2 separate regions of the Homo sapiens genome follow, and region 2 is linked to region 1. The links are chromatin contacts, found by Hi-C in ENCODE. All regions are on one chromosome and are shown on one strand. Each heading gives the region's core, a stretch centred on a gene start or an enhancer-like site at or near the end of the contact. The rest is flanking DNA. Distances are from core to core; before and after follow the strand shown.

Evidence for each region. Hi-C counts contacts between places; a loop is a spot of excess contacts on that map. Pooled maps may share reads with other maps.
Region 2: a pooled map shows a loop between it and region 1 (15-fold over the local background). The contact joins the promoter of NAA20 here to the promoter of SNRPB2 in region 1. A Hi-C loop is called at or near these places in 6 of 50 pooled maps.

The regions. Positions count from the first base shown.
Region 1 is chr20:16,728,543-16,732,589 of GRCh38, reverse strand. It overlaps SNRPB2 (small nuclear ribonucleoprotein polypeptide B2), which reads right to left and starts at 2,564. Exons shown (of 7, transcript NM_003092.5): 1 at 2,426-2,564; 2 at 824-922; 3 at 254-426. The coding sequence starts at 887. RefSeq lists a silencer at 2,107-2,156 and enhancers at 2,307-2,426, 2,477-2,526, 2,585-3,453.
Region 2 is chr20:20,016,046-20,019,831 of GRCh38, reverse strand. NAA20 (N-alpha-acetyltransferase 20, NatB catalytic subunit) reads right to left here and starts at 2,470. Exons shown (of 6, transcript NM_016100.5): 1 at 2,383-2,470. The coding sequence starts at 2,435. RefSeq lists enhancers at 8-1,207, 1,669-2,169, 2,784-2,963 and silencers at 2,224-2,343, 2,394-2,463.

The DNA.
Region 1 (4,047 bases), core at 1,315-3,814:
TGAGATAAGACTATTGCCTAGACTGCCATTATTTTTTAAAATATTCTACATCTCAATGTATTTTGTTTTTGCCCATCTGAACTGTCATAAATTAAACTCTACCACTACTGTTTTTCTATAAAAATACATAAACCCAAACACACATAATTAAAAGCAGAAAGCAATAGCCACAGTTTCAAGCATATTTACAAATCTACTGTCCCATCAATATCATTAATTTCTTGATTAAAGTGAAATAATGGAATTGGCTTACCATTGGTTTACCATAAAATGGAAATCCTTGTAGCTGTCTCAAGGCATTTGTGGATGAGCCCAGTTCCTTAAATATGACAAAGGCCTGCCCCCTCATCTTCATGGTCTTTAAAGCCACAATGTCCACCACATGACCAAACTGAGAAAACAGGGCATATAGGGATCTCTTCAATTCTGTCCAAATTAGAAAAGAAACAAGTTATTGGTAATAAAGTAATGACAAAAGTCTTCATAAAATGATACTGCATTGAGTTGCCCCCCCCACCATTCACTTATTTATACAGTTATATATTTTAATATTTATAAAAACATATACTATTCCCATTGGCTATATGTAATTTTAAAAGTTATATGAAACCATTATATCTATGAGTAGAAACAGACTGTACACACTGTCAGTTCCTACCTATTTTTGTTTTTTAAAAGCCTTCAAATCCCTATAGGAAATGGGATAAACCATTATTTCAGGCACTAAGATGATGAGGTAAGAGGTTTTGAGGCAGTACAATTTTTAAGACAGTAGTAAATAAACACATTTTAGTAGTGAACAAGTATTCTAAAAAGCACTTACCTTCCTTTTTAATTTTGTCATTCATATTGTTGATATAAATTGTATGATTTGGTCTGATATCCATGTTTGTGTTAAATTCTTCAGGAGACAGTAAAAAATCTGTTATAAAAAGGAAGGAGTAAATTATACTGGACTGTGGCATAAGGACACAACACAAGAATTATTAACTTTTCATTTCTCTTTCAATCCCAGTTGTCAGAAAATGTCAGTTTGGCTGTAGCCTTTATTGTATCTCCAGCACCTACTAGCCCTCCTTTTCATACAGAAGAAGAACAGTTTCTCACATTCAAAACTTGGAGCACCAATACCTAGCCAGATTTTAGTAACACCATTTAATTCAACACATTTATTTTTACACTTACGTTTCACTTATGACACGTGACATTTTCTTTCCACCTCCTCAATGAAATAATTTTAAAATGTAGATTTGAAGAAAAATGACCAAAGTAGCAAATGTACATCCAGTAAAAATCATAAGGTTAGACATTAATGAAGTTTGCCAACTACTTAATGGGTGCACTTACAAAGTCCTTCCATACCTATTAATTTGTATACAGCATCACCAAGCTGTCTGGACTCCAAGGTTATCTCTAACCGACTTGAAAGAAAGGAGCTCAATGACAGCAGTGTGGCATGACGATTAAACTCAGATTCCAGTATCAGCCAGATGTGAATTCAAATCCTATTTATGCTTCTTACTAGCTGTTTGCCTGAGGGAAGTTCCTTAACCTCTCAGGTCCTCATCAGTAAAATAAGAATGGTAACAGAACCTACCCAATAGAACTCAGAAGACTAAATGAATTCTAGCACAGTTCTGCATCAGCGGTAAACACTTAAGAGTAGCTATTATTAACAGCTATTACCAGGTAAGGAACTTGCCTAAGGTCACACAGCTAATAAGCATCAGGCCTGGAAATTCAGCCCTTGCTTTCTCCTCTACACTTGTCTTCCTCATATACCACACTATTGCATTTTTTACATGGTTTTTACTTGCAAATTGTGAACTTGGATGATTTCCTTGTGTGCCCCACATATTCCTTTATCTCACAGTATTTACAGAGCATCCACTGTATGTGAACTGCATTGGATGATTGACAAGGGAAGAGCCTACAAGCAGGGGCTGCACTTGTGCAGGTAACAGGTAAAACGTAACGCTTCTCAAAGCCTTGCGACCCCCTAAATCGAAATCTGGAGAAGGGGCAGGGGTCGCAAAGGAGACGACGAAAGGGAAGTGACTGAGGCAGAGGTCAAAGTGAAGGTAGGGGGACAAAGGGGAGGCTCTTGCAGGGTTTCATGCGAGGTTTGATCGTGGGCTGCGTTGTTACAGGGACACCCTGAATTACCCGCCACCACCAAAAGGGAGCCGCTGGAAGACACCTGAAAGCGCAGTGAACTGTCCACGCCTCGCACGAGCAGACTGACATTAACTATCCTTTACTTCGTACGCGCAAGCCTCCCGCCTCTCCAGACACAAGCACCTTCGCCCAAGGCCCCCTAACGAAGTCCAAGGGAGCTGCCACGCGATGCCCGGCCCCAGAGTCAGTCTCCTCACCCCCAAGCCTGCCCCTCCGAGATCCAAACCCGGGCCAAACGCGTACCCACCCCAGCTTCGCGCTTCGTCCGCTCCCAGCTGCAACAGGGGAGAAAAGGGCCGAGGAGCCAGGAAAACCGAAACAGCGAGGTAGAAGGCGCACGAACCCACCTAAGGCCTACGCCGACTACTGTAAGAACCAAAAGCAGGAAACGGAGCCAGGCACCGGAAGCAACGTAGCCACGCTCCTCAATCGAGCGCCGACAAGTCTAGAAGCCGAGCACAGAGCCGATCGATGCTTCCGGGTCTCTGGCAGCCAGGGCTGGCAATCTCTCTGCGCGTGCGTCTGCCCTGCGGGCAGGAGAAGAGTCCGGAAATGGAAATGGGGAAAGAGAAGGGGGTTGTGAGGACCATGCTGCGAGGGAATAGTGAAGGGGAGTGAATCATTTCCCCTACCACGACCTTGCGAAGCTTTACCCGGCGCAACAGTGCCTTCCACCTTTACAAATCCTATGTAATTTTACAGGCGCTGCCCCTCATGCTATGGGGCAGTTAGTCCTGGTTTCGCCCTTCTTTGGGCTCTAGCTACCCCGGTTTAAAATCACCTTTAGGATAGCCAGTTCCTCCTGCCTCCGAGTCTCCTCTGATTCATGGGGCTCTGCAGGAACTGTCCTCCAACACTGTGCTGATGAACTTGAATCTCAGAGGCTACTCAGTTTGAGGGCCCAGGGCAGACAGAACTGGTGTCTGCCCAATTCTCATCTCTCACCAGATAAGGCAACCATGCTGACTAGAACCCAGTCATCTGTAAGATCATCTGCCTCAATTCACTCGAAAAAATAATTCCCTACCACCCTTCCCACTCTTTTCTTCCAACAAAAGGTCTAGATTTTTCTAGGGTATTCTAAGGAGTTAGTATTTATGCCAAGCTGAATGGGAGTTCCCAAAGTGCATGCATTCATTCATCCATCCATTCATCAGATGTCTGTAAAGCATCACCTGGAATATGAAATGGTTGTTAAGAGTCAACTGGAACCTAATCTTGTACCCTCTGCTTAACTAATCTCTCTGACCTTCACTTTTTTCATCTGTAAAATAGGGATCCTAATAGTACCTCCTTCTAGTTGTTGTAAGCATTAAATGAGCTAAAATAAATGTAAAGTGATTGGCACATTGTCAGACACAATAAATGCTCAAAAATGTTATTTCTGAATTCTGGCTATAACTTGGTTCTACTGGTGAGGCAGGTAGCTGTCAAATAAGTTGGTTTTATCAGCTGGGAATTTTTATTTTTTAAAAACACCCAAAGTTGCAACAACTTGAAAATAATATAAGCTTTTTAAGGGTGGGGTTTTTGTCTGCTCTGTTCACTCAAGTACCCTTAGTAATGGGAAAAGTGACTGATAATTAATATGCATTGGATAATTCAATGAATGACATGGAAAACTAGGCAACAGTAAAACAAATATGCTTTGAACATGCACCTGAGTGTAGAGAATGTTAAGGGATCACAGAAAAGCATCGTTTTATTATATAGATCTAAAACTAGAAGAAATGGCTGAGTGTAGTAGCTCACACCTGTAATCCTAGCATTTGGGGAGGCTGAGACAGGAGGACTGGTTGAGTCCAGGAGTTCAAAATCATCCTGGGCAACATAGTGAGATCTCATCTCTAAAATAAATAAACCAATGAG
Region 2 (3,786 bases), core at 1,221-3,720, 3.3 Mb before region 1:
GGAGAATCACTTGAGCCTGGGAGTTCCAGACCAGCCCGGGTAACAAAACAAGACCCTGTCTCCACAAAAAAATTTAAAAATTAGTGGGGTGTGGCAGCACGTGCCTGTAGTCCCAACTACTCGGGAGGCTGAGGCAGGAGGATTGCCTGGGCCTGGGAGCTTGAGACTAAAGCGACCTAGGATTGTGCCACTGCACTCCTGTCTGGGCAACAGAGCGAGACCCTGTCTCAAAAAATAAAAGAAAATGGGGAATAAGTGGAGTTCCCCTACTGGCACCTTCTGAAGAGGCCACATGATTCTCTGAAATCTAATATTTTCTTGCAAGTGTTCCTGTGTATTTTCTTTCTATTCATTTCCATGTAAAACTGTTGTCCTTTCCTAGATCTTCAGTTAAAACTGATTCTCCATGAGGCTCTGCCTTTTCTTGAAGCTTCAAGGCACCCTGTCACCTCCCATGCTGCACCTCCCAAACTGAAGCCTCTGTCAAGTCATCGTCTCTGGGCCACTGCCAAGGCCTCCTGAATGGCTTACCTGCCCAGTTTACCTGCTGTCATCACATGACAGCCCACAGAGCTCAGTGGTTAAGAATTTGAATCCATCACCTGGATTCTACAGTGAACACTTTGCTACACTGGCTTCATCATTTCTCTCTGCCCACCTATCAATCCTAGATCCACTTTTAAAAACAACAGGGCAGTAAGTGAAAACGAAAAACCAAGTGGTTCCGATTCAAGGGTCAGGAGGATAGAAAGGACTATGGGATGAGATGGCTGGGAACACTTTAAAGAGAGGGTGAGCCTCTCCAGAGGCTCCAGGTGGGTTAAGACCCACTCCAGAGCAGTGGATCGCAAACGGAATGTGCGTTTCTAACATGGTCCCCTGACCACAGGCACCAAGTCTTTCAGAACCACTGCTCCAGAGCCAATATCCTTGGATGAAGTTCCTCGCTTTACTCATTCTCACCTGGGCCAATTCACTTGTGCTTGCCATGCCTTGGTTTACTCATACACAAAATGGGGGTGACAGCACCTCAAAGAATCGTGAGGATTAACTGGATTATTACGTGGGCACTCAGAACAATGCAGGGAACAGTGAGTTCAACACAAGTCACCGTAGCTACCAGACTGGCCCAACAGAAAATTCTTTCCACAGGATCAAGTCTAAACCCCTCCTGTTTCACCCATTTCTTCCTGACTGCTCAGTGGCAGAAACCAGCCACTAGATTCGCACTGATCCCAGTTGTCTGACCGCACTTCAAGTTTCCCCATTTTCATGCCCCGCTCCTTCTCCGGAACTTCCGTCTTCCTCACTTACCAATGTGTTATCCATCTTCAAGGCTCACCCCCTCTTTGAAATGTTCCCAGCCATCTTATCCCATAGTTCTTTCCATCTTCCTGACACTTGAATCGGAACCACTTTGTCCTTAGTTTTCACATACCGCCCTGTTGTTTTTTTAAAGTGGATCCAGGACTGATAGATGGGAAGGAAGGAGAGATACCAGCGTAGCAAAATGTTAACTGCAGAATCCAGGAAAAGTGTCTATAAAAGCACATGGTGAAATTCCTCCAACTTTTCTAAATGTGTGGGAATCTTCATAATAAAATGTTTTCTTAAAAAAAAAAAATTGGTACCTGCAAATCAGAGGTCTGGCCTTAACTCGAATCCAAAGAAACTGCATCCAGGGCTCTGGGCACAGCGAGCCTCCCCTAAGATCTGCCGTGACTCCTCACAGAGGAAAGGTGTGTACACCGGGGTGCGCAGCTACAGTAACTAAACTTGCAAACACTAACCATGACTGAGACAGCATCTGCTGCAGGGGACGCAGTGATCAGTGTCATTTCATTTGGATACAATTTAACCACGGCCACCAGGTGGGCTTCACGATGTACACATCCCAACAGCTGCTGACCAGCTTCCGATCCTCGCAAGCCCCCTCTGCGGCCTGGCCGTCGGCGGTGCCCTCTGCCCAGAAGAGGCGCGGCCCGGCCACGAACCAGCAAGCAGTAGGGCAGGGCGAGAAGCCCAGGTCGTGGGCTCCAGGCCGCGTCTCCAGCTCGCCCCATCACCCCAGCGCCTCCTGACAGCGACCACGAGCGGAGGCCCGAGCGCTGCCCCAGAACCTGCCAGCTCGCAGGGTCCAGAGACAAAGTTTGAGCACCTCGGCCAAGGTCGCCAAGGCCGGCGTGCGTCGACTCCAGGCCCACCTCTCCCTGGACCCTGTGGCCCCAGGGAGGCGCCCACGTTGGCCGGCGGGGGGTGGTTCTCGCGGGTCCCCGTCCGGGCTTGGGGTCCGGCCGGGAAGGCGCGGCTGGGGCCGGAGCTGGCGGGGCCGGGAAGCGAGGCCCGGCCAAGAGCGGCTGGCCCTAGGCGCGTGTCACTCACATGTTGTTGAAGCGGAACAGGTCGTCGCAGGTAAAGGCCCGTAGCGTGGTCATCGCGCCGCCGCCGCTTCCGAAGACCGTTCGCCAAGACCCCGCGCCCGCCCTGCCGGAAGTCTCCCGGAGCGTGGCCGCCGCGGAACCGAGCGAGACGGGGTACTGCTTCCGGGCTACGAGTTGCTGGGCAACGACAGCAGCAAAGCAGCTTCCTCTGGCGGCCGGCGGCGGGAATTGCCAGGTCGCTCCTGTAAGGCCTCCGGGGCTGTGGCTGCCCAGAACCTCGGAACCCCTCCCAGGCAGCGGCTGCAGAAAGCAGGCGGCGACACCTGGGAAGGAAAGAAGCTGCTGGTGATGCGGAAACCCAAGCAGAAGAGCGGAGTTCGCAGCCACCCGGTGCTGCAGAGTAAATGAGGAATGGGAGAATTTATGACCCAGAATCCCTTGTCCCAGTGTTGCGAGTTGCAGATGTCATCTTAAAATGTCAATACCACGTTTAAAAACAAAAAGAAGGCCGGGCGCGGTGGCTCACGCCTGTAATCCCAACACTGGGAGGCCAAGGCGGGCAGATCACTTGAGTTCAGCAGTTCGAGACCAACCTGGCCAACATGGCGAAACCCCCTCTCTACTAAAAAAAAAAAAAAAAGGAAAGAAATAAAAATTAGCTGGGCGTGGTGGCACGCGCCTCTAATCCCAGCTACTTGGAGGCTGAGGCAGGAGAATCGCTTGAACCCAGGAGGCGGAGGTTGCAGTGAGCCGAGATCTCGCCACTGCACTCCAGCCTGGGCGACAGAGCTAGACTTGGTCTCAAAAATAAATAATAAATAAATAAAAGCAAAACGAAATGTAAAATTGATTTTGATAGTACGCTTTATTTTACCCATTTATTTTTCCTATTTGGGAAAAATATTTTTCCCTGACCCCACTTTATTATACCCGAAATATCATTTCAACATGTAACCAATCAATACTCAACATGTAATCAATCAATAAAAAAAGGAATGTGATATGTTACATTCTTTTTTGCAAAGACTTTGAAATCCGGTGTGTATTTTACATTTGCAGTGCATTTCAATCTGAGAGAGCAGCTGTCATCGGAAATGCTTGTTCTCTATTTAGATTTCATCAATGTATGGTTAAAAAGCAGATTCTCATATCCAAGCGGTTCCAAATATACTGTTTTCAAATCGCTGAACCAAACATCAGTTTTTAAATTTAAAGTAGTTAAAATTAAAAGTTAAAAATTCCTTTATTCAGACCAGACACAGTGGCTCACACCTGTAATCCCAGCTACTTGGGAGGCTGAGGTGGGAGGATCATTTGAGCCCGGGAGGTAGAGGTTGCTCTGAGACATGATTGCACCACTGCACTCCAGCCTGGGTGACACACCAAGACCCTGTCTCAAAAAGAT